Regions from separate parts of the Homo sapiens genome. Here all the other regions are linked to region 3. Evidence: chromatin loops called from intact Hi-C (ENCODE). Cell type or tissue: heart right ventricle. All regions are shown on one strand.

Region 1 (8,000 bases), 1.8 Mb before region 3:
AAACATTATCTTGATGAATGTGCTCTAATCAACACCCAGAAAATTACGTCTGAAAGTTGGTTTTATATATACTTTATCCTCTGAAGGTGAAGTCAGAAGCTGTTATTTTAGTTGGTTTTACTGGGAACCTGAAAGAAAGTAGAGCTGACAAAATAATGTGAAAAAATGATTTGTAAGAAGCAAGACAATCAGTTTAAAGGACTCCTTTGCCTTCCGGTCCCTCTAAGTTAGGATGTAGGAGTGGATTTTATGCATAACAAAAGGTCAGTCATTTCTGGGCTCCAGAAGGATTAGAGGATTGTCTGATGACATCAGCCTCTTTCCTTCCTGCTGACCATGGCCTTATTACTACAGAAAACGGGAAGGACTGGGGGAAGAGCAGATGGATTTGGGGGATGGGGTTGTGGGGAGTCAGAAACACTGAGGTTTAATCTCAGTTTGGAAATCGCATGGATGTCCGGGGAGGAGAGGCCAGTTGGAAAACTAAAACTGGCAATTGAAATTCATTGGGCAACTTGAGTGAGTTCTGATCAGAGTAGAATTACCTGCGTTGTGAAAAATCAAAGAATGCCAGGAAAAAAGAAAGCACAGATGAGATAAATAAATCAGCATTAGCCCTCTTCTGGGAAGACTTGCTAGGGTATTAATAACCTGCTTGAGCTTTTGATTTTTGTGACTGTCTCCAAAATGAACGATCTGTTCACTGTGGGATGAGGATGTGCCAAATCGAGTTCACCAATTCACCCCAGATAAGTGGCTCTGTCTACACCTCAAGGCTCTCAAGTCTGGGTGTACCTTTCAATTCCTTGAACTTTCTGCAGTTTTGGGATAAAGGAGGTGACTGCAGTGCCTCCTGGGAGTACAAGGAGGATCTTCCACAGCTATCAACTGCTATCAACTGTGTCAACAGGGCATTTATTTCTCAAGGCTGGGTCTCGAAGAGAGCTGTAAATATTTGAAACGGGAAGGCGATAGGAAAAAAATGAAGCATTTAAACCAGCCATCTTTGTTAGACTAACAGGCGGCTGTGATTGCCTCTTCAAGGTGACCTTTGGACACAGGTTTATGGAAGTGTGGAGAAATTCCCGGGCGCCTGGCAGTGCCAGTTCCTGTGTGTGCATGGCTTGTTGGCGGCAATTACTGAGCGCGGGAAAGGGATTGCATTATTAATATATGAATTATTAATTATTATAATTGCATTTGTCATTTATTGAGCACCAGCCATGCACTAGAAGCTGAGCAGACCTTAAGAGTCCCTGCCCAGTGGGGGGTGACTGAGGTAATTACATTTGAAATAGCTGCAGTCACAGGCTCACTGTACAACTGGTGGCATATACTAAGTGCATGGTATAGCTCCTGTTCTTTTACTCTGTCTAGAGCCATATATCCTCATATGCTTTTTCTAATTTGTTTGTGTAAAGATGGGGGACAAGCTATTTGTCAAGATGAAAAATGCTGCATCAAGTTATTTTAATTAGTATTTATTATATCTTCCTACTGGCAATAAGAGACCAAATGAGAAAATGCTTCCACGACAAAACACATGCAATCCTTTTTTTTCTGGCCAGCCACCTCTTGAATGAGGGCTGAGGGGTCAGAAGGGGAATCCACACAAGGGTGGGGGGACAAACCCTGCTCTGTCGGGAAACCACCTCTGGGCTCACCTAAGTCATGGGTATCCTATTTGCCTGGCACAGGCAGCACATCCTAAGAGTTAATGTTAATATTTAACTGTTAATGCGTAGAGTCCAAGGCTAGGCACGGTGGCTCACGCCTGTAATCCCAGCACTTTGGGAAGCCAGGGTGGGCAGATCACTTTAGTCCTGGAGTTCAAGACCAGCCTGGGCAACATAGTGAGACCCTGTCTGTGAAAATAAAAAATATATAAATTAAAAAATCAAAACAACAAAATACGTAGAGTCCTACATGTTAAGACTGAAAACAATTTTAGAAATCACCTTGCTCAACCATCTCATTTTGCAGATTTGGAAACAGGCTCAAAATGTCACACAATCTGCCTGAGGTTATGCATTCAAAGCTGAGCTCGGGCTACAACTGGAGCAGGTCAATCCATTGGTCAGGACCTCACTGCTCGACAATGGTGTTTACTCTCTTTAGAGAAGGAGCTAGTATAGAATTGGATTCATGAATTGGAGAGGAGAAGAATCAAGTTCAAGTCATGTGGGTCACTTGTAAGAGTTTTCCATGCAGACACTGTGGGTGGTTCTTTTCCCTGTTTGCTCTTTGTTCGTCTGAGAAAAAGGTGCCATCAGTCATATCATTCATTACATACAATGATTCTCCAGTCTTCAGATGCAGTAATATCATTCATTACACACAATGAATCTCTTCAGATTCTTCCTGAGGGGTTCCTACCTTCCTATCCTAGGTTCAGTCTAGGGAAGGGGTTGTGAGGGTCTGAAAGTCACTGCCCCACCCGAGTCTCATCTATCCATCAAGAAGAGCAGGTTTCCCACCCATCGTATCAGGAAGATGGTCAGGGGCCATTGTTGTCAGGGCTCCAGAGTGTGACTTCATCACCTGCCACTTTGGCAGTGTTTCCAAAAGGTTCAGAGAAGCACAGGGGGACTGAGCCGCATCTTGGTCTGAACCTCTGTACATCATTTGGGGCTTCCCAATCGCATAACACTGCCAGCTTGAGACCTCACAGGATACATCTGTCTTTTTGTCCAGGCATGGTGGAGATGGTCGTCTGTGCGCTTTACCTCCTCACCTTCCTGATGAGGCCAGGCTGTCCTTATAGTGATTTGGAAGAAGGACTGCAAAACAACCATCTCTAGCTGAGGGCTTTTCTTTTCCTGAAATTTTCGCAACATAGATGCTGTATGTTCCTATTAGTCTTAATAAGCACTCTGCTGGGGATGGTGGACAGCCTCTTGGGTGAACATTTGCTTATTGCCTCTTCCTAAAGGGCCGTAGTGGGGCATATTAATAAAACATATGCCGCCTTCAGTAAATGGGATCTTTATTTACAATGGGAATTAAAACATGGGGATATTACCTATAGCAGGCCTTCACCATTTGTTTCTATGCATTTCTGAGAACACTCCACATATGTTTCTAGATTCTTCATCTTCCAGGTGAAGAAAAGTCATGAAATCTCTGCATTAAACTGCTCATGTAACCTGGAAATGATTATGTTGGAGTTTCAGATCCAAATCCAAGCCTCCAGTTTCTTTGCACTTCAGTACTATTTTTTCTTTTCTCCTAGCTAGACTTGAAAATATTAGCTTGCTGGACCACCAGATATGTCTGCCATTTTGAATGTCTACTTCTTTATTCATATTGTAACCAATGCCAGCTAAGACTGTCCTTACACAGTTGTATAAATGACCACATTCCCATCTACTTTGTAAATGCTTTGGCATTCAGAATGCATATGCATTTTATTGTATTTCCCTGTATTACGGCTTTTCCACTGGGAGATTAAGAGGCTAATTCAGAGACATGTGATTACAGGAAGATGTGTGAGGAAGGCAACAGGGATCCTATTCTATAAGGTCCGCTGGGCCCAAACAAGGAATCCATATGTTTCCATTTCCCTAATAGGCAGAGAAAATAAAAAACAAAGAGGCCTAGAGACACGCACCTGCACAAGCAACCGAGCAGAAGTAACCTATAAACACATGAAAAGCAGCTCTCCAACAATTCCATCTGCATTTTATTGAAAGAAATCTTTGAAAAGGAGAGAGAGAAGGTACAATTTACAAGAACCATGGTATAAATCCTGCCACAGTGCCAATTGCTAAAAGCACTGGAGCCTGGGAAGGAGGGAGAAATCCATTCATTCATTGCCCCCAGAAAATAGGCATCCAGGCTGTGGCATACCTCATGCACCCCGTGGGATTTACACCTCTGACTGGCTGATTGCATGAATCACCTTGGATTGATTGCTTCTATATAGAATGTTTCTTTATAGTGTATATGCCTTCTCATCGCAGCTCAGCTCAATTCCATTCTGCTGAGCCTCTTCGGGACACTTTCCATGAGAGATGCAGGAGAAGGTAATGTTGTGTTTGTTGGTTTCTCTGGTACATTTCAGGACTGATTTACTCTTATGCCGGGTGCAGAGCGAAATTCCATCATTCCCACATCAGGTGAATCCTAAATCAAGCAGCCCCATCCCCATTTCTACAAAGGACCATGCACTTTTCTCTTTCTGTATTGTTATTACCCTTTAAAAACTCCCTCATGGACATGCATATGTCTTTTCCCTTTCCTTTCCTCTCGCTTCTCCCTTTTTTCATGGGAAAATAATTTTGTCCATCGGATATATCACTCAGCATGTCTGGTATTAATGCTTAAGGCGGCTGCTTTCAAGGTTGATGTTTGCTTCTCTTTAAGTTTTTTATTAGCTCTCCCTGAGACACTGGGTTTCTCTTCCAGGGCTGTCCATCTGTCTCAGCCTTTTAAGGGTTTTGGTCACTCTTGTAGTTGTTATTTTTCCCCGCTGTTGTCCTCATTCCCGGTGCTCAGGCCACAGAAGATCTCTTTGGAAAACCTTTCAGATCATCGGAACTGGCCACACTAGACTGAAGATTTGAGAGACGCACAACTTGAGAATGTTCCAGGGTCTCTCGGACAGAAGCACCACGGAGCAAACACCGGGAGCCCAGCTCCTGTCGCTGGCAGCGCTCCTTGGCGTGTGTTCATGTTGCTGGCGGGCACTAGGTGGCGCTCCAGGCTCGCTCACGGGAGGGAGGATGCCCGGCTGTCTCGAGAAGCGGCCCCGGACCGGGAGGGACCCTGCCCGACCCCTCCACCCACGCGGGAAGTCGCGTAGCCCACACAGCCCTCTGGGTGTCTCTCGGGCTACCGTGTTTCCACCCTTCTCTCAGACTCTCACCCCTGTAGACCTGTCAGGGATGAGCCTCCAGGATTGTGGAGGGCATGGGCTGGGGCTGGCCTGAAGGATTTAAACAAATGTTGGTCTTCCCCCAAGGCCTGAAATCTCTTCAGTTCATTTCTTAACATTAGTGTGGAATACTCTATCCCGGTTACTTATTTTTACCACGAAGAGGAGGTTTCTATGAAAGAAAGAAAGAAAGGGAAGGAAGGGAAGGAAGGAAGGGAAGGAAGGGACTTACTTAAGAGCCCGTGGGAGGCAGCTATGGGAAGATGACGTGAGCCTGTTTTCTAAAGTAAGAGAGTGTGCAGGTTGCTTAATCTCCTTGGCTCTCTGGACCTCAGCTTTTCTCTGTAAAATGGGAACGATAACGCTGCTGTGAAGATCAAATCAGACTCAATGTCCTTGAGGTCTCTCTCTCTTTTCAACAGGGTCTTACATTCTGCCGCCCAGGCTGGAGTGCAGTGGTGTGATCACGGCTCACTGCAGCCTTGACCTCCTGGGCTCCAGCGATCGTCCCACCTCAGCCTCCCAAGTGGCCTACCAACTAGCAAATTTTTGTATTTTTGGTAGAGATGGGGTTTCATCATGTTGCACAGGCTGATCTCAAACTCCTGGGCTCAAGCGATCCGTTCGCCTCGGGCTCCCAAAGTGCTAGGATTACAGGCGTGAGCCACCGCGCCCGGCCCCCTTTGTTTTCATGCCATCAGTCTCTCCTGGTTTTTATTCTCTTTCTCAGGCTTTTAAAACGTCTCCTTTGTGGATTTTTTTTCCCTTTCTACTTTTTCTTAAACGTGGGTGTTTCCTGGGTTTTAGCCATACCAATTTATTCTTTTGCTGTGGTGCTTGTTTTAAATAACCCCGTGTGCTTTCTCTGGAGAACATTGACTACCAGGTGTCAGCTTCCCCTGCTGGTTCCTAGATCCCGGCCCACTTCCCGCCTCTGTCCAGGGCTCTGGATCCAGAGGTCAGCCGCCCACGGCGCCATTCCACAGAGTCCTCCCGGGAGTATTTCAAGCTCAGCATGCTCTGACCTGAGTTGGTGCAGTTTTCTTCTCCATTGCCCTGCTCCTGAATTTCCTACCTCACCCATGATACCATTTGCTACCAGGCTTCCAAGGCAGACCCAGGGCGCCACCCTTGCCTCCTTCTCCTCCTTTATTCCTCACAGCCAGTAGGGAATACAGTCAATACAGAGCTTTCCATCTGTACCCCTTCCCCACCTCCCCACAGCCCCCCAGGTGGGCACCCCCCACCTGCTTTCCTTGCCTCCAGGCTCCTCCCTCTGCCATCCTTCCATCCCGTCCCCAAATGCAGTCAGAAAGAACTTGCTAAATCAGCTGGGTGTGGTGGCATGCACCTGTAATCCCAGCTACTCGGGAGGCTGGGGCAGGAGAATCACTTGAGCTGGGAGGCAGAAGTTGCAGTGAGAAGAGATCACACCACTGCACTCCAGTCTGGGTGACAGAGCAAGACTCAATCTAAAAAAAAAAAAAAAGAACTTGCTAAATGTGGATGTGATGGTGTCACTCCTCTGCTTCTCATCCTGTTGTGATTTTTGTGAAGAAAACCAATCACAAGTCTTATAAGCTCTAACCCCTGTGGCTGTCATCCCGCTCCCCCAGGCCCAGGAGCTCGCTCTCTTCTCCTAGAATCACAACTGGGCCCCCAAGAATCTTCCTCAGCTGACCTCTCTCCCTGCCTGGGTGTGGAGTGGGGCTCTTCTGTCGTTGTGTCCATCACGCTGCATTGTAACTTTCCTAGCCGTGGCCTCGCTGTGTTTTCCCTGTTCTTCCTCCCAGCATGGGGGCTCCATAGGGCAGAGCTCCGAGGTCTTCCTGGCACACAGTACATGCTCAGGGGTGTCAGCTGGAGGCACACTGAGTGACTGAGGGCACTGGACTCTGCCCACTAGCTTCACTGGGTTCAGTGAGAATGGAAGCGTGTTGTCGGGTGGAATATCTGATGTGGGGAAGAGAAAGGTGAGTTAGACGCAGAACCTGCCCTCAGTGAAGACACATCCTGAAAACTGCATTGATGCAGCTTCATTCAGGTTTTCAGATCCCACCGAAGAGCCATGCCACATTATCCACCTCCCTATCCACTTCTGCACAAGTCTTTCCCATGGCTGGAAGCTATTGAGGGGCCCTTCCGTTTCTTCGGGCTCAGCCTTGGGTCTGGAAGGACTCAAGCACTGCCCGTAGGCACACAGACTCAGGGTTTGCAGGCCGAGTGAATGGGCCTTCCAGACTCTGGAAGGCATCTCTGGCTGTGAAGAACTTCCTCTCACCCCGCTCCCTAGATGCTTAAAGTCTCGATCACATTCCATTAGAGCTGTTTGGAGTTGATTTTCTGGCAATGTCTCCCAAGTGGCAGGGTATCATCTATAGCTCATGACTTTTTTTATGCTCAGGTTCATTTAATCATAGCCAAGGGTCTCCTAGTTCATCAGGATCAATATCCTGACAGGATGCAATCCATCAGCTTGGGCAGCATGCCAAGGGGTGGGCTCTGAGCATCCTGGTGCCTAGGGTGGTCCTGGCTGTGCCAGGCAGAAGCCCGTGTGGCCTCCCTATGCCTCAGTCAGCAGGGCCCGCCATGCTGGTGAGGAGCCAGACATGCCTTAAAGTGGTGCCCGGTCCCCAAGGCCCATGGGACCTTGGATGCCTTCCATGGTGTACCTGCTGGGTGAGATGTGTCCCTTCCAGGATGCTGTGTATGGAATCAGAGATGTGAGGCTTGAAGAGCTCAGCACCCTTGGGTCATCTCGCCTTCCCTCCCACCAGGCAGAGCATTCCCCAGAGTGTCTTTCCATCTTTCCTCAGCTCTGTCCAGCACAGTTATAGGAGTCTCATGTGACTGAGTTTCAGCCACTTTCCTTGAGGGAAAAATTCCACACTCATACACAGTTGGTGGTCTCAGAAAACGTGCAGCATCATATGATGGATGATGTGGGGGCAGAGAGCATTCCCTGGTTGAGTACTTTGCTGTTCAAAAGAAAAAAAAAGACCTTAACTGTCTCTCTCTCTTTTCATTTTTTTTTTCTGTTTAAAAATTAAACAGGTTATGGCCAGGTGCAGTGGCTCATGCCCGTAATCCCAGCACTTTGGGAGGCTGAGGTGGGCAGATCACC
Region 2 (8,000 bases), 180 kb before region 3:
AGACATGTGGCAGACAGCAGAGCCAGTGGCGACTAGGGAGCGCCACCAACTAGCATACAAGGCAGGATTTCTCAGTTACCCCCTTGAATGTAGTTGCCGCCCTCTGCCAGTGAAACCAGGGCCCCGTCTCTCTTATCTAGTTTGTGCAGTGCTCAATGGCATGCCATGCACCAGAGGTTTGTTAAAATATATATGATGATGGTAAATACAGATTAAAATAAAGTGCTGAGAAGCCAAGCCTATTAACTCACCTTGAGGTCCTTGCCCTGGTGGAGAAGCCATGCAGAACAAATGGCCCTGTAACGCTCCAAGCCAAAAGCCCCCAGTGGGAAGACTTTGCGATCAGCATGTGCGGAGGAATTAACTGCACACTCCCTTTAATGTTCATCAGAATTGAACGCTGCTAATTTACAGCACTTCAGCACTTCGGGGCCCCTTAGAGTCTTTCCAATTATGCTAGTGAGGAGGTGACTGGCTTGTGATCCCCATGGTGAGACTGTGGAAGCAGAACTTAGCAGCAGAGGCCCGGGGTTCCAATGCACCCGTCCTAATGAAGCACATTGTTTGCTCCATTCTTACTGTCCACGACCCCCAGGCTTCCTGGGCATTTTCTTCACCCTGCTTTCCCGTACCCATTCTGGAATGGAGAAGCGGGGCAGTCACACAACTAACGCTGGGAGCAGAGTGTGTGTAGCCTTATATTTCTAGTTAAAAAGCAATAAATCCGAAGTCAGGTAATGAATTCCATTTTGAGTAATCTCATTATGGACATCTATTCAAAGAGTCCATATAGCACAGGCAGAATGACTGGAAAACCTAGTATAATGTGCTGGCTTTTTTCCCTGTGCCAAATTAACAGTGAAGGCCTTTTAAAGGATGCTTCATTTAGGCTCTCTTATTATCAGAAATATTATACAAGCTGGAGCTGAGGCCTGACTGCAGTTGCACTGCCGCGATAACTCCCAGTGTTGGATCAATGGCTGGCAAGATTCCACCGTCAAAGGAGCTCCAAGCAGCGAGGCAAGAGGCCCCAGTGCACTGTTCTCTCCTGGAGCCTCGAAGAAGGAAAGAATAGGAGAAGAAGGTCCTGGAAGTGTAAGTGGCAAGGGGATTTTCTCTGGGACTTCTTTCTAGGATCGTCGTGCAGGATCCATTTTTAAGGTGTATTGTACAGGATCTGTTTTATTCAATCCATCTTACATTCAGTTAGCCACTGGTTCTTCCTGGGGCGCTCATCAGTTATACCACCACTTTATAACTTTCAGCTGCTTCCCATTGTTGTCTTTAAAAAGTTTAGACTTCTCACCTGAAAATCACCAGGCTTCCCAAACTTAAATGTACACACCCATCACCTGGGGATCTTGTTAAACTGCAGTTCTGATTCAACAGTCCTGAGGGGCGGCCTGGGATTCCATGCATGTAGTAAGCTTCCAGTGGCCTATACTTGGAGGAGCAAGGCTCTAGAACATTGGTTCTCAAACTTGAACTTGCATTAGAATCGCTGGAGGGTTTGTTAGAAGAGAGGTTCTTGGCCCCGCCCCCAGAGTTTCCGATTCGGTAGGTCCAGGGTGGGACCTGAGAATTTGCATTTCCAGATGTTCCCAGGTGATGCTGAGGCTGCTGACCCAGGCAGCACAATTTGAGAATCATTGCTTAGAGTAATGGTTCTCAAATCTGGCTGCACATACGTATTATCTAAATAAAAATGAGGAGATTTAAAAACATATGGATTCTCACCTCTGACTCAGATTCATGAAATCAGAATTTCTGGGGATGAGGCCCCAGCATCGAAATCTTTTTTTCACTCCTTAAGTGATTTTTTTCAATATGGATTGAGAATCATTGCTCTAAAGCATGGTTTTCAGCACAACTTCCGTACGGTGTCTAGATAGGAAAATAAGACTATGCCCTTAGCCCCAAATTTGCTTTGTACTTCTGTATTTCAGAACTTTGGATTAAACTGGTTTTTCCTCCCTGAAATATCCTTCCTTATGCACTGTCAAAACCCCATCTGTCTTTCATGGTTTATCTCAAATCCCATCTCTTTCATGAGGCCTTTCTCCAGGTCTGCAGCCAGATGAGAGCTCTGTTCCTTGAGCTTTCTAATTCAATTCACAATTGAAATGCTTGTCCAGGCACGGTGGCTCATGCCTGTAATGCCAACACTTTGGGAGGCCGAGGCGGGAGGATCATGAGGTCAGGAGATTGAGACCAACCTGACTAACACAGTGAAACCCCGTCTCTACTAAAAATACAAAAAAATTAGCCTGGTGTGGTGGTGGGTGCCTGTAGTCCCAGTTACTCAGGGGGCTGAGGCAGGAGAATGGCATGAACCTGGGAGACAGAGCTTGCAGTGAGTCGAGATGGCGCCACTGCACTCCAGCCTGGGTGACAGAGCAAGACTCCATCTCAAAAAAAAAAAAAAGAAAGAAAAAGAAATGCTCACCTCCCTCATTTTGTCCCTCCTTCCTGTTCCCAGAATTATCCTGGGCAGCCTCTTTTGTAAAACCTACGCCCGTACTAGGGTTATTTATGTGTCTGTTGACCTTGCCCCACCAGCTTGCAAACGACTCACAGGCAGGAACTGTACCTCATTCATCCTGCTTGTCCTTCCTGAAGTGCATTGTCCTATCCTAGAAGAAAGTCCCTCACTTAGTACCTATTGAGTTGCTCTGTGCCTCTGTGGCCCTGGACATACACTTTCTTTCATAATATACACCACTTGTGTAGTTGCCCTAACCTTCTCTAGCAGATATAATCTGCTTGAGTGGAGGGACTACGCCATGCACATCTTTATATCCTCACATCCCTCTACCCTCAATACACACTCCTTTTTAGGTTCTTGCTACTCAAAATGTGGTCCACGGACCAACTGCATTGGCATCACCTGCAGCTTGTTAGAAACAGTCTCTCAGGCCCCACCCAGATCTACTGAATCAGAATCTGCATTTTAACAAGGTCTCAAAGTGATATGTGAACTCATTAAAGTTAGAGAGGAACTGGGCACCATGGCTCAGGCCTGTTATCCCAGTGCTTTGGGAGGCTGAGTTGGGAGGATCACTTGCGACCAGGAGTTCAAGGCCAGCCTGGGCATAGTAAGACCCCGTCTCTACAACAAATTTGCCGGGCATGGTGGTACATGCCTATAGTCCCAGCTATTAATACTTGGGAAGCTGAGGTGGGAGAATCACTTGAGCCCAGAAGGTCCAGGCTGCAGTGAGCCAAGATTGCACCACTTCCCTCCAGCCTGGGTGACACAGCAAGACCTTTCTCAAAAGTAAAATTAAATTAAATTAAAAAGTTAGAGAGGCACTTCTTTGGGAGGTGACATAGTAAAATATTTAAGAGAATGTGTCCTCGACTCAGACTATTAAGCTTGGGCAAGTTGTGTAAACTCTCTATGCCACAGTTTTCCCATCTGTAAAGTGAGAATATTAACAGTCCTCACCTCATGGTGATGTGGAAACGTTAACTAAAGTAATATGTAAGTAAAACACTCAGAACATTATAAGCACTCAATAATACATTATCAACTATTATTACTCAATTAAAACTGGTTAACTTTAATTGAATTTGAACTGCCACCTAGAATAGACAAGAAAATGAAACACAATTCTGTATGGATGTCAGAAACATGAAATATAAAATGTAATAAATAAAAATATTAAAAACCCCTTAGCAAATGTTAAGGAGCGTGTCAAATGATTCCTGTGTTGAACCTTAAGCATTTAGGTGGCTGGAGCCTTGAAAGTTACCATCCCCCAATTTTCTGCTGTGTCACTAGGTTTTTTTCTATTGAGCAATTCTTTCAGGTCGCCTCCACTCTGCTCTGCCTAAAGGACAACTTCATATAGTGCATTCGTGTCTTAGACTCCCCGATCTCCTGTAGCCTTTGCAATTACCTCGGGCCATGAAATGCGCTCCTTGCTTGGTTGAAACATATGCACACACTGCCCCCTAGGGGATATCCTCTGTCATGACCCTCCAAAACAAAAAAAAATCTCTTGGGGTGTAATTGGCTTCAAGGAAAAGGGCTGAAACCTTGACTGTAACATCCTATACCGCTTTGTAAATACTATTGGTCCACTCTAAAGTTAGGTAATAATAACATGCACTACTGTTGAGCCTTACTAGAATTTGTGAAATAGAACATGATATATGTGACCTGGATTTGTTTCCCTCAAATGTTAGGAAAAGGCATTAACACAGTGAGAGTCTAGAATGATAATCTACATTTGAAATGAATCCCTGTGTTTGTTGATAGAAAAAAATGACACATTCCTATCCCATACAGTAGATCCACAACTTAAGGTATTGAAGGAATGGCAGGGTAATGTTAGCAACATTATGATGAAATTCATTCAACAGATAATTATTGAGAGGCTACTATGTCCCCAGCACTTGTGGTTTTCACTGAACAAGAAAGGCAATCCTTGTTTTCATGGAGCTGACACTCTACGTAATATGGTAGTCACCCACTCTTGTCTCCCTGCTGTCCCCCTCAGCTTCCGGTGAGTTTTCCTTGGCTCTAGGGGGTGCTGACTTGCCTTGGGGTGGAAGACAAGAACAGCCAGTGTACCCTGGTCACCCCGAAAGCATCTCATAGACAGAACTCCGTTACAACCTCATACAACCTGATGGGTTGTTTTTCTGTCTTTTTTGTTTTCTCGTTGTTTATGGTAGGGTTTTGTTGTCTGTTTGTTTTATTTTGGTGGGTCTTTGCTCATTCCTGGCATCTTTCCAGGCCTTTTGGAGCCATACCAACTGAGTAAGAGAGTAGTATCTCGCAAACCAACCCCCAACCCATTGTTGTCGTCTGTCTTAAATCCTGCTTCATTCCGTACGTCTCCTGTGTCTTCTGCCAGGGCTTCCCTAGGTACAACTTCAAATTGAACATATCGTGGCTGCTCAAAATGAGAAAGAAACATTCAACAATATACAAGCTGCAATGTTGTCATACAAATGACCAAGAAAACATTTAATTTGGAGGAAAAAAGAGCTTAAGAATGGGTGTGTGTGTGTGTGTGTGAGAGAGAGAGAGAGAGAGAGAGAAGGTACTACAATACATCACAGCATGTGATCCTTATCTTGGCTCCGGAGTGGAGGAGAGAGAAGGACTATGAAGACCCTTAGAGCAAAAAAGTTTTGCCCACCATGCTGCTTGAGGCACACAGAAGAACCAAGCTAACTTCTAATTAAGTAAGGTCTCCAAAGTTACTAATGGATTCAGTTCAATGGCTCCATTTGAACCCACAAACTTACAATGTATTTCTTTCCTCATAAACTCTGTCACTATCATCATTCTGTACCTACCTTCTGGTCTCCTAAGCTGCCTCCTGATATTCATAATTCCCTCCTCATGGTCACCTTGAAGACATAATGGCCAAGCCTCCTCTGCTTTTGGTGTGCCTTGGAGATAGCTGGAGTCCCCTTGCCTACAAAGTTGCTGGGGGCAAGACTTGCAGTGACCACTGTGTGTCCCCCCATCCTTGAACCCATCCCTTGGGCTCCTCCTGAGATCGTGCTCAAGCTGATGGGGAGCTCTGAGAAGAAACCATCCCACCAGAGTGGCCTCACATGTGCACACATCCTGGATGTTTCTGTATGTCAGTTTCCTTCTCCTTCCTCCAGAGCTCTTTGGATGTTGGAGTGAGGACTAACAATGAAAGACTGTCTTGCCCCACCCAGTCCTATTTTCAATTCATTTCCTGAGCTTACATGCCATTTCCACCAACCAGCCACTCAGCATCCACAAATGGCTACCTCTGTGTCCTACTCTGGGTTGGGCCTTGTCTGTCCTGTTTTCTGTAGAATCTCCAGCACTAGAAGAACACCGAGCACAAGGCAAGACACTCAATAAAGAAAACAGGTAGGTACCTCTATGGAGCACTGACTGTGTATAAACTGTTCATTTCTTATTTAACTGATCCTCATAACAAACCCCAGTCTACGTCTGAGAAACAAACTTGAGTCTTACAGAGCCTAATAACGTGCTAAAATGTCACACAGCTGTATGTAACAAGAACAGAATTTAACCCCAGAGACCCTAACTTCAAAGCTTTTATCCACTATGCTGTGCTACTTCCTCTCGGAGGAAGGGTTGCTATTTGAGACTTTCTTGCCTCCTTGTTTGGGGAGCAAAGCTAATAAGTCAGTTCAGTCATTAGAGAAACCTCCAGCAATATAGGAGTTAAGAGCTGAATCTAGCCGGGCGTGGTGGCTTACGCCTATAATCCCAGCACTTTGGGAGGCCGAGGCAGGCGGATCACGAGTTCAGGAGATCGAGACCATCCTGGCTAACACAGTGAAAACCTGTCTCTACTAAAAAATACAAAAAAGAAAAATCAGCCAGGTGTGGTGGCAGGCACCTGTAGTCCCAGCTATTTGGGAGGCTGAGGCAGGAGAATGGTGTGAACCCAGGAGGTGGAGCTTGCAGTGAGCTGAGATTGCGCCACTGCACTCCAGCCTGGGGACTCAAAAAAAAAACCACAACTGAATCTAGAATTATGTCTTATTTCTCCCATCCTTCTCCTTTGGACTAAAGATTAGGTATTTCTTCCCAACTCTCCTCTAGATCAGTTGAGAACAACCAAGACCACCACCGCCAAAGCAAATGCCAATTTTCAGCTGGGGTCTCTTAGCTCAAGACAGAATAGAAAGCTCTGCAGCAGGCTGAGTGCCCCAGGAACCATCAGTAGGAACAGTGCCACTACTGAATACCCCAAGTGCTTGTCAATGGCTTCCTAACAAATGGCTTCATTTAGACTCTCCTACAGGTCAGCCGCTGCATGTCCACCCGAGACTGCTAAAGGTCACACTCCTGCACTCTCTTTCCTTTTCTGGAAAATGACCTTGAAACCGTAATGAGCCTGGAGGAAGCCAACCAGACAGGAAATAAACCCGCTTGGGTGCGTGTGCTTGTGGAAGAGTTTTGGAAGACCTTCCATCCCCTGGGAAAACACTTGTTTGATACAGTCATGGCCAGCTATTATTCGTGATCTCATTGGTGGGAAGGCTGGTGGGGATTGATTTCAAAATGAACTTTAAGCTAAGAGGGCAGCTAGGAGGTGGCTCTGAGAGGCTCTGTTGACAGGGGCCAGTGGTGATGTCAGAGGAGCTCGGGTCAGGAATTCTGGGGCAAGGGCAGAGTTGATGAACCTTATTTTTAGATGGTGTTGATATTTTTAGTGAAAGTCCAACAGCCTCTCCATTTTTGGTTGGGGGGATAGAGGGAGAAGGGATGACTTCCTGGAGTTAGTCATTTCCTCTGCTGGTGAAGAGATTTGGCGGTGCTCCTATGTCATAGGAAGTGCCTGGAGATGGTAAACACTGCTGACATAATGGGAACTTACACCATGGGTGTGTCAGAGCACACATATTCCTTCCTGGACCCTGGGCCAGGTGAGTGGGGGATGCTTCCTGTTTTTGGCTCTAGGAGGATTTTCAACTTCTGGGAGCTGCTCTGGAGAATAAATCACAAGAACTGCTGGGCTAAGCAGCTGAGGCCACAGACATCAGAAAGTGATTCGGTGGCAAGAATTGTGGAATGTGCCCTGGCAGTTCCCAGAACTGCCGAGTCATCTTATCCTCTCTGAGGTGTATATGGGGCCAAGTGGGTTTGGTTCCAATACCATAAAGCGATCCTCATCTGAAATTTGCTCGCTTGCCAGAGATGCCCTTAGTGCCTGGATCTCATCCATGACTAAATTCATTCAGCAGAGCCTCCTGATTGCGCCTCTGAAATCTCCTATGAGTCTGGTTCCTGCACTGTACCTCTCCAGATGTCCGTCACCTCTTGTATGGATTAGTAGATCACCCGCTCTCCCTGACAATGATCTCTTCCATGTGGGCCCTCCTCCACACTGCTGGTAGTAGGCGCGGTCTTGGAAAACACATAGCAACCTTGTCACCGTTCCCCTTCTCCCTTGTCCATAGTAGATATTGCTAATCGCTCACGGCACTTTAACTACTAAGCCCAGACATAGGTGACCACCCAGTCT
Region 3 (8,000 bases):
TGCAGAGTGCTGTGATCATGCAGCTCTTGGGATACCCTTAAAGTTAGGCATTAGTTAGCTTCTTGGCAATCTTAACAGTCAAAACCCCCAAGATGTGTTTAATGCTATCCTACTTGTCTATTTTTGCTTTTGTTGCCTGTGCTTTTGGGGTCATATCCAAAACATCATTGCCCAGACTAATATCAAGAAGCGTTTGCCCTATCTTTTCTTCTGGTCGTTTATTGTTTCAGGTCTTACATCTAAGTCTTTAATCAATTTTGAGTTGATTTTTCTATATGGTGTGAGATAAAGTTCCAGTTTTATTCTTCTTCATGGATATCCGATTTTCCCAACAACATTTATTGAAGAAACTATCATCTCCCTACTGTGTCTTATTGGTGTTCTTGTTGAAGATCAATTGGCCATAAATGCAGAGATTGATTTCTCGGCTCTCTATTTTCTTCTATTTGTCCATGAGTCTATTTTTATGCTGGTACCATGCCATTTTGCTTACTATAACTTTGTGGTATAATTTGAAATCAGGTATTGTGATGCTTCCCAGCTTTGTTCTTTTTGCTCAAGATTGCTTTGGCTCTTTGGGGGGTCTCTTTTAGTTCCATATGAATTTTAGGAAAATTTCTGTGAAAAATGCCATTGGAATTTTGATAGGGACAGCATTGAATCTGTAGATTGCTACGGATTGGGTAATGTGAACATTTTAACATTATTAGTTCTTTCAATCCATGAACACAGGATATCTTTCCATTTATTTGTGTCTTCTTCATTTCCTTCATTAATGTCTTATACTGGTCGGTGTACAGATCTTTTACCTCCTTGGTTAAATTTATTTCTGAATAGTTTTTATACTATTGCAAATGAGATTTTTTTTTAGATTTTCAGATCGTTCATTGATAGTATATGAAATGCTACTAATTTTTACATATTAATTTTGTATCCTGAAACTTAAAAAGCTTCTGCCCAGCAAGAGAAACAATCAACAGAGTAAAGAGGCAGCCTATGGAATGGGAAAGAGTATTTGAAAACCACGTATCTGATAAGGAGTTAATATCCACAATAGATAAGGAACTTAAATGACTGAAACAACCCTATTTTAAAATGTGTAAAGGACCTGAATAGACGTTTTTCTAAAGAAGATATACAAATGGTTAACACATATATGAAAAAATGCTCAATATCACTCATCATCAGAGAAATGCAAATTGATATGCAATGAGATATCATCTCAACACCAGGTAGAATGACTATTATCAAAAAGACAAAAGATAAGTGTTGGCACGGGAGTGGAGAAATGGGAAGCTCTGTACATTGTTGGCAGGACTGTAAATTCGTACAGCCATTGTGAAAAACAATATGGAAGGGCTCCTCAAAATTTTGAAAATGGAACTACCATATGATCTAGCAATTCCACTTCTGGGTATCAGTCTAAAGGAAACGAAATCAGTATTTCAAAGAGATGTGTCTGTAATCCCATGTTTATCTCAGTACTACTCACAATAGCCAAGGTATGGACTCAACCTAAGTGTCTATAAACAGATGAATGGATAAAGAAAATATGATACACACATGTGCACACACACAGTGGAATACTATTCAGCCTTATAAAAGAGGGAAATTCTGACATTTATAACAACATAGGTAAACCTGCAGGGTACTGTGCTAGGTGAAATAAGCCAGCACAGAAAGGAAAATATTGCAGGATCTCACTTATATGTGGCATCTAAAAAAGTCAAACGCATAGAAGCAGGGAGGTGGTTGCCAGGGGTTGGGAGGTGGGGAGGAAATGAGGAGTCATTGGTCAAAGGGTACAAAGTTTCAGTTAGGATAAAGAAGTTCTGGAGATCTGTCATACAGCATGGTGTCTATAGTTAATAATAATGTATACTAGGCCGGGCACAGTGGCTCAAGCCTGTAATCCTAGCACTTTGGGAGGTCAGGACAGGCGGATAACTTGAGGTCAGGAGTTCGAGACCAGCCTGGCCAAACTGGTAGAACCTCGTCTTTACTGAAAATACAAAAATTAGCCAGGTGTGACTGTGGGCGCCTATAATCTCAGCTACTAGGGAGGTTGAGGCAGGAGAATCACTTGAACCTGGGAGGCAGAGGTAGCAGTGAGCTGAGATTTTACCACTGCACTCCAGCCTGGGTGACAGAGCAAGACTGTGTCTCAAAAATAAATAAATAAATAAATAAATAAATAAAAAAAATAAAATTTCAGTTTAAAAATAATGTATACTTGAAAATTTCTAATAGATCTTAAATGTTCTTGCCACACACAAAAAATGGTAAGTATGCCAGGTGATGACTATGTTAATTAGTTTGATTGTGGTGATTATTAAACAATGTATACATATACCAAAACATCACCTTTATACTGTAAATATATATGTTTTTATTGTCAAGTATACCTCAATAAAGCTGGAAAAACATTTAATTCAAAAATAAGATAAACATGAAACCCTAAGATGCTTCCTTTTTTGTGTTTTTAGTCCCCAAATGCAATGAAATTCTGAGTTCTTAAAACCACTCTTTAGGGACTATGATAATTTCCTTATCGGTTCCATATGTTTTACTAGTGTGGTCTCAGAGGTTAGGAATCAACATTCCTCTGCCCCCAATTTCCCTTCCTTCCTAAAGTGCAGAGTCAACCAGAGATGAGTACGAGCATCCTGGTTTATAGGTTCCACCGGGTCTTTAGAGACCATCTCCTCACTGACTTTATTCGGGGGCTTTATCTTCCTGCTCGAATGCTTTTGTAGCAGCCCAGTGCCCTGAGAGTTGTTCTGGGAGGCACCAGATATTTATTTAAAAAAAACCATTGTTCTCTTATGGGTGCCACTTGATTACTCACTTGCCAACCCTAATCAACAGATGGAAACAATTTTGAGCACCTCAGTGAATGATTTTTTCTCTCCTTTTATATCAACCTATCATTCTGCTTGGTGTTGAAAGTGTGGAAGGGTGAGACACTCACCTTGTTTACCATCAAAGTGGGTATCAGAATGATATAACAGCAAGAGGCACCTGCGTTTCAATCCTGACTTTTATTTGTAATGTAACCTTGTGTAAGTGATTTAGCCTCTCTGACTCAGTGTCCTCATCTGTAAAATGAAATCAATTGCATCTAAGGCATAGGGTTGCTTAAAAGATTAAAGGAAATCACAGGCAATACCCTTAGCCAAAAGCCTTAGACAAAGTAGGCACTCAAAAAAATGTTATTTCTTTTTCCTTGGGGAGAAGAAAAAATACACATATGAAGCAATTAGTGAACGAGACAGCAGATACACAATGCTAAATTGCTGGTAGAGTCAGTAAGTGCTCAAGGAGCCGGAGGAAGGAGACTTCAAAGTAGGCTGGAATCTACAGGGAAGGGCTGGGGAGAAGGAAAAAAAGGGTCAGCCGCTGGAGGGTGGGTCAGAGGGAACCACTGGGGAGACGGGCCGGGGAGGGGCGGCAAGCTCACTCCTTTTACCTCTGGGTTTGAAACTGACTCCATAAGCCCTTTGGGAACAAAACTGTTTTGCCCCATTTGGACTTCCGGGTGTTTAAAAGTAGTGAGGGATACTAACCAAACAACCATAATAAAGGCGTAAAGTTTTGTTTCTTCTTTTGTTTTTTAACTAGCAAGGCCATAATGAAATTTGAAGCAGAAAGTGAAAATTTGCATCCATCTCTGCTGCAGGAACCCTGTTTTAAAATTTCCTCTTCTCAGATCTGTGTCCCTAGGAGGACGCAGCGCGTGATGAAATACAAAATTCTCCGTTGCTGATAGCAGAAGTGATTAGAAGGGGGGTGGGTGAGGCAGAAATCATCTTTTAGTTTAAACTGTTGTAAATCAGACCCGAAAACTAGGCTATACATTATGCTTTTGTTACTCTGAGAGTTAAATTATAAGGAAATGAACTGTGCATAATAATTCCCCACGTCACTGACTTGCCTCCTTCTCAGCTTAATGTGCTCTCCTATGAAGCAGGTTTAGCGCTTGGAGCCATGGCTGGGCGAAAGGCGCCCTCTAGTGGCTATCTTCTACAAGGCCGCCGGAGGGGCGGGAGAGACCGTGTCCCCACCTGGACAAAGAGAAGCCTCATCCTCACCTGCTTTTGGAGACACTGGGTCAGGAAGGTCAAAGGAAGTGGCTTCCAAGAGAACTGTGTGTCTCCAGTTGACTTTTCCAAGTTGTCAATAAAAATTGTGAATTCTTGTTTCAATATCAGTTATCTGATACCTGTGTCAGTACCTCCTCCAGCCAAGCAGGGAAATAGCAAACAGGAATTCCCGTTTAAATTTCGTGCATTTCACCCAATACTTGGTAAAAGCTGAATAGCATACAGCTGCCAACCCACTCCCGCCCTGGCCTGCCCTCAGTTCTTGTTGAGCTCCATTTTCTGAGAGAGAATGCCCTGGTATTCGAGAAGGCCGCCTAACCAAATTCCTTGCAGAACAGAAAGTTTCAGATAGTTCTGGGGCCCTGCGAAGCCTCTCACTAGAATGTATTATTTTTTTCCTTAGACCAAAGCAATTAAAAAAAAAAAAACTCAGAGTTTCAACTACAGAACTCATAAAGAGGCTTCCCACTGACTGGGTTTAAACAACAACTGAAAAAAAAGGTCTGGTTGAAGCAGGGTTTCTGCTCAGGATTTCTTCTCTCTTCAGGTGACCTAAGAAGGCTGACCAGAAAGAGTTCACCCTCTGTCACTTGCCTGTGCTCATGACTAATGACACCAAGAGTCATCCGTACCCTGAACACTCCCTGCCACATGCTTCCACCCTCTTTCTTAAGTGGATGGTGTGGAGAGGTCACAATAACACACAGCCTGAAATTGCTCTAACTGTAAACCCAGAAAAGCTGAGACTGGTCTCATTTAATTTACAAAGTTTACTTTGCTAAGGTTGAGGATGCGTGCCCTGTGAGCCCGTGACACAGCCTCAGGAAGTCCTGATGACATGTGCCCAAGGTGGTCGGGGAACCGCTTGGTTTTATACATTTTAGGGAGACATGAGACATCAGTCAACATATGTAAGTAGTACATCAGTTCTGTCCAGAAAGGCAGGGACAACTCAAAGCAGAGAGGGGGGCTTCCAGGTCACAGGTAGGTGAGAGACAAATGGTTGCATTCTTTTGAGTTTCTGATAAGCTTTTCCCAAAGACACCATTAGAATATGCAGCTATCTCAGTGACCAGAGGGATGACTTTGAATAGAATGGGAGGCAGGTTTGCCCAGAGCAGTTTCCATCTTGAATTTTCCTTTCAGCTTAGTGATTTGGGGGGTCCGAGATATTTCCTTTCATATAACTAAAGCCTTCTTGGTCCCCTCCTGGGACCCAGAACCAGAGTCCACCTCGTGATTCTGTCGCATTCTAAAACCTCATGTCTTGCTGGAAACACGGCAATGGGAATTCTCAATTTCTGCGTTACGCACAGGATTTCAGGTCCTGGGTTCTTGATTGGGCTGGAGTGAGTATGTGCTACAGCCAGCATTTGAGGAGGCAGAGGAGGGTTGGGGTGCAAACCCCAGCATGCAGATGCGGGCGCTGTATTTAAGCATTACATATGGACTTAGCCCCTGACAAGCTCACAGCAGAATTTATGGAGCGCCTCATTCAGTGTAACAGCAATAGGCTCCATTTTAATGAATCCCCTTGGTAGTATAATCATCATTCAGACAGAAACAACCGCTATATGGGGCTGTGCACCCTCTCACTGACCTTTGTACCTTCCCACTGAAACTGAATCCTTTCCATGCTTTTTTCCCATTGCACAAAAATTTCATTTTTAAAATGAATCAATATGTACTTAGGGAGTGCCGTGGGGTCGGGGGTGGGGAGAAGAGGGAACAGCAGTTTGAGCCCTGGGTCTAGTGAGGAAGGTGAATCGGTTTACTGGGAGGCGTGGTTCTCCTTCATAAACACCATGAAACAGAATTTCATGTTACAAATTAATGTGTGTGTGTGTGCGCAATTTTTTTTAAAGCATGTGCTTTGTTTCTGAGAGCGCATAGACACCACATGCTGCGGTTGCTATGGTAATTACTAGCCTCTGTTGAATAGGGACGCAAGGGGTTACATAGAAGAAAACCAACTGGCAAAAGTGCATGTTACAATGAATAAACCCACTTATTTCTAAAAGGTTGCAAGAGGCACTCAAACCAGAAAATAAAGGAACTGGAGGTAGGGGCACAATTTTTCAAAGACCTAACAAAACCATCGCCTATAGCAGTTTTCATCATATATCTGGAGTAAAAATTGTCCAAAGCCCTCGAGACATTTGCTCATGTGTTTCAATAGGCAGAAGACACAATCATATCTAAAAGCAGTACGATATTATGCAATAGTATTAATAACCATAGTAGCAATAGTAATAGTAATAATAATGATTATAATTTATTGAGTGAATGCAATATTTCCAGTAATTTTTCTATTTTATCTCATTTAATCCACACAAAACCCTGAAATATATTCATCAACTCATGTTTCCATTTAGTTTATATTTTTAAAGCAATTTCTATGAGGCAACTGAGCCGAGCCCTGAAGATGTCAAAATGTGGAAAACCTTGTTTCTCCCTCATGGAGCCCACGGCTAGTGGGAGAGACAAGAGGTAAATAGGCTCATGACAGTGCAAGGTGTTAAGGAAACTCACAGGAGAAAAACTCTCTCACGGATCTTGGGGGCAGCGGTGGGGAAGGTGGTAGGGAACCCCGAGGTAGTTCTTCTGAAGAAAGTGACATATCTGAGCAGGGTGTAAGAATGGTGAGACTTCAGCAGAGGATCAGGGAGGAGGGGTGTTCTAGACAGACAGAAATCTAGGCAAAGCCTCCATTTGGAAACAGAGTCTGACAGGTTCCCTGAAAAGGAGAATTCACTGTGGCTGAACCTGGAGTGAGTTGGGGTTGGTGAGAGAGCCAGGCAGAATAGGCAGGGCCAGATGGAGAAGGGCTTTCTGGTATGTATGAAGGGGCTTGGACTTGGTCCCAGGGTCATGACAATGGGTCTTTACCAAGTCAGTAAAGAATATGTAGTGGAGGAGAAGTAACACGATTCAGTTGTGTTTCAGCAAGCTCACTTTGACCACAATATGGAGGATGGATGGGGGAGGGCAAGAACTGAAGCAGAGATCAGAGGGAAGGCTGTGTGGTAATTCCAGTGAGAGAAAATGGTGGGCTGAATTCAGTAGAGCCAGGAAGGAATGGCAGCGGGGGGGCAGATGTGTGTCTATTGAGAGGGGCCTGATAAACAGGACTTGGTGTGGTGGCTGAGGTGGAGGAGGCCAGCAGGTACTATTACCCCTATTTGACCCCTATTTGACTTTAGACAGAACTGAGGCTAAGGAAAGCTTAGCAACCTGCCCAAGGTTCCTGCTATAAGTGGCAGGAACAGGATTTGAACCTGTGCCCATCTGGTTTCAGAGCCTCTTCTTTCCATTACACTGTGTCAATTCCCATGGCTGAAGAAGAGGCTCCCTACCAAAATCTGCCATAGGAGTGTTGCTTACAAAGGAAGAAAGGAGCGCTGTCTGATTTGGCTAACTAAGGAACACAATGTCCAAAGGCAGACTGGGAAATTTTATAGATGAACAAGAAGCTTTGGGGACAGCAAACAGAAATGATTTATACATTTTGTAGTTACCTTTATCTCTTAGCTTACCAAAATAAGGTAATATGCCATTTGCTTTTTAAAAGATTTGCTTTAAGAAGCATTTAATTTGAGAAACAATATTATATCTTCTACAAAACCAGAGCTAAAGATATTTTCTTCTTTGATGTTCCACAATGACTCTTCTGTAAGAAGCAACATGATTGACCAACTAATTACTCAAGTGCTTTACTTTATTCTAAGAAGAATTTAAGATAAAATACATGATGACATTTCTTTTTGAATTTAATAGCAGCTATTAGTTTAACTTTCCACCTTAAATGTGTCTTTCAAAGAAACATATAGAGATAGAGAGGAAGAAAAAATGAAAGCAACAACAAAAAAATTACATACAGAGAATTATATAACCTAT

What was found. Peaks named below come from ENCODE experiments on the same cell type or tissue, not always from the same donor. Only the 100,000 strongest peaks of a DNase experiment are listed, where the experiment ranks them.
Region 1: it touches region 3 in a loop (5-fold over the local background); 16 of 110 quality-filtered maps call a loop at or near these places.
Region 2: a loop joins it to region 3, with 2.8 times the contacts of the local background. A loop is called at or near these places in 15 of 110 quality-filtered maps.

Annotation. Positions count from the first base shown.
Region 1 is chr2:205,922,710-205,930,709 of GRCh38, reverse strand. No RefSeq gene overlaps it. Among named protein-coding and RNA genes, the nearest start is that of INO80D-AS1, 160 kb to the left of the region's middle. In heart right ventricle, CTCF peaks have their summits at 4,490 and 4,695 (motif pointing right); a DNase peak (open chromatin) is centred at 4,709; H3K4me3 peaks cover 677 bases; H3K27ac peaks cover 293 bases; H3K27me3 peaks cover 4,716 bases.
Region 2 is chr2:204,321,540-204,329,539 of GRCh38, reverse strand. No RefSeq gene overlaps it. Among named protein-coding and RNA genes, the nearest start is that of PARD3B, 220 kb to the left of the region's middle. RefSeq lists an enhancer at 6,704-7,903. In heart right ventricle, CTCF peaks have their summits at 3,761 and 3,960 (motif pointing left); DNase peaks (open chromatin) are centred at 3,939 and 7,419; H3K27ac peaks cover 2,639 bases; H3K27me3 peaks cover 585 bases.
Region 3 is chr2:204,141,427-204,149,426 of GRCh38, reverse strand. It overlaps LOC124907966 (a long non-coding RNA gene), which reads left to right. Exons shown (of 2, transcript XR_007088054.1): 2 at 3,968-4,205. Among named protein-coding and RNA genes, the nearest start is that of ICOS, 210 kb to the right of the region's middle. In heart right ventricle, no CTCF peak of the experiment used is centred here; a DNase peak (open chromatin) is centred at 4,006; H3K4me3 peaks cover 855 bases; H3K27ac peaks cover 873 bases.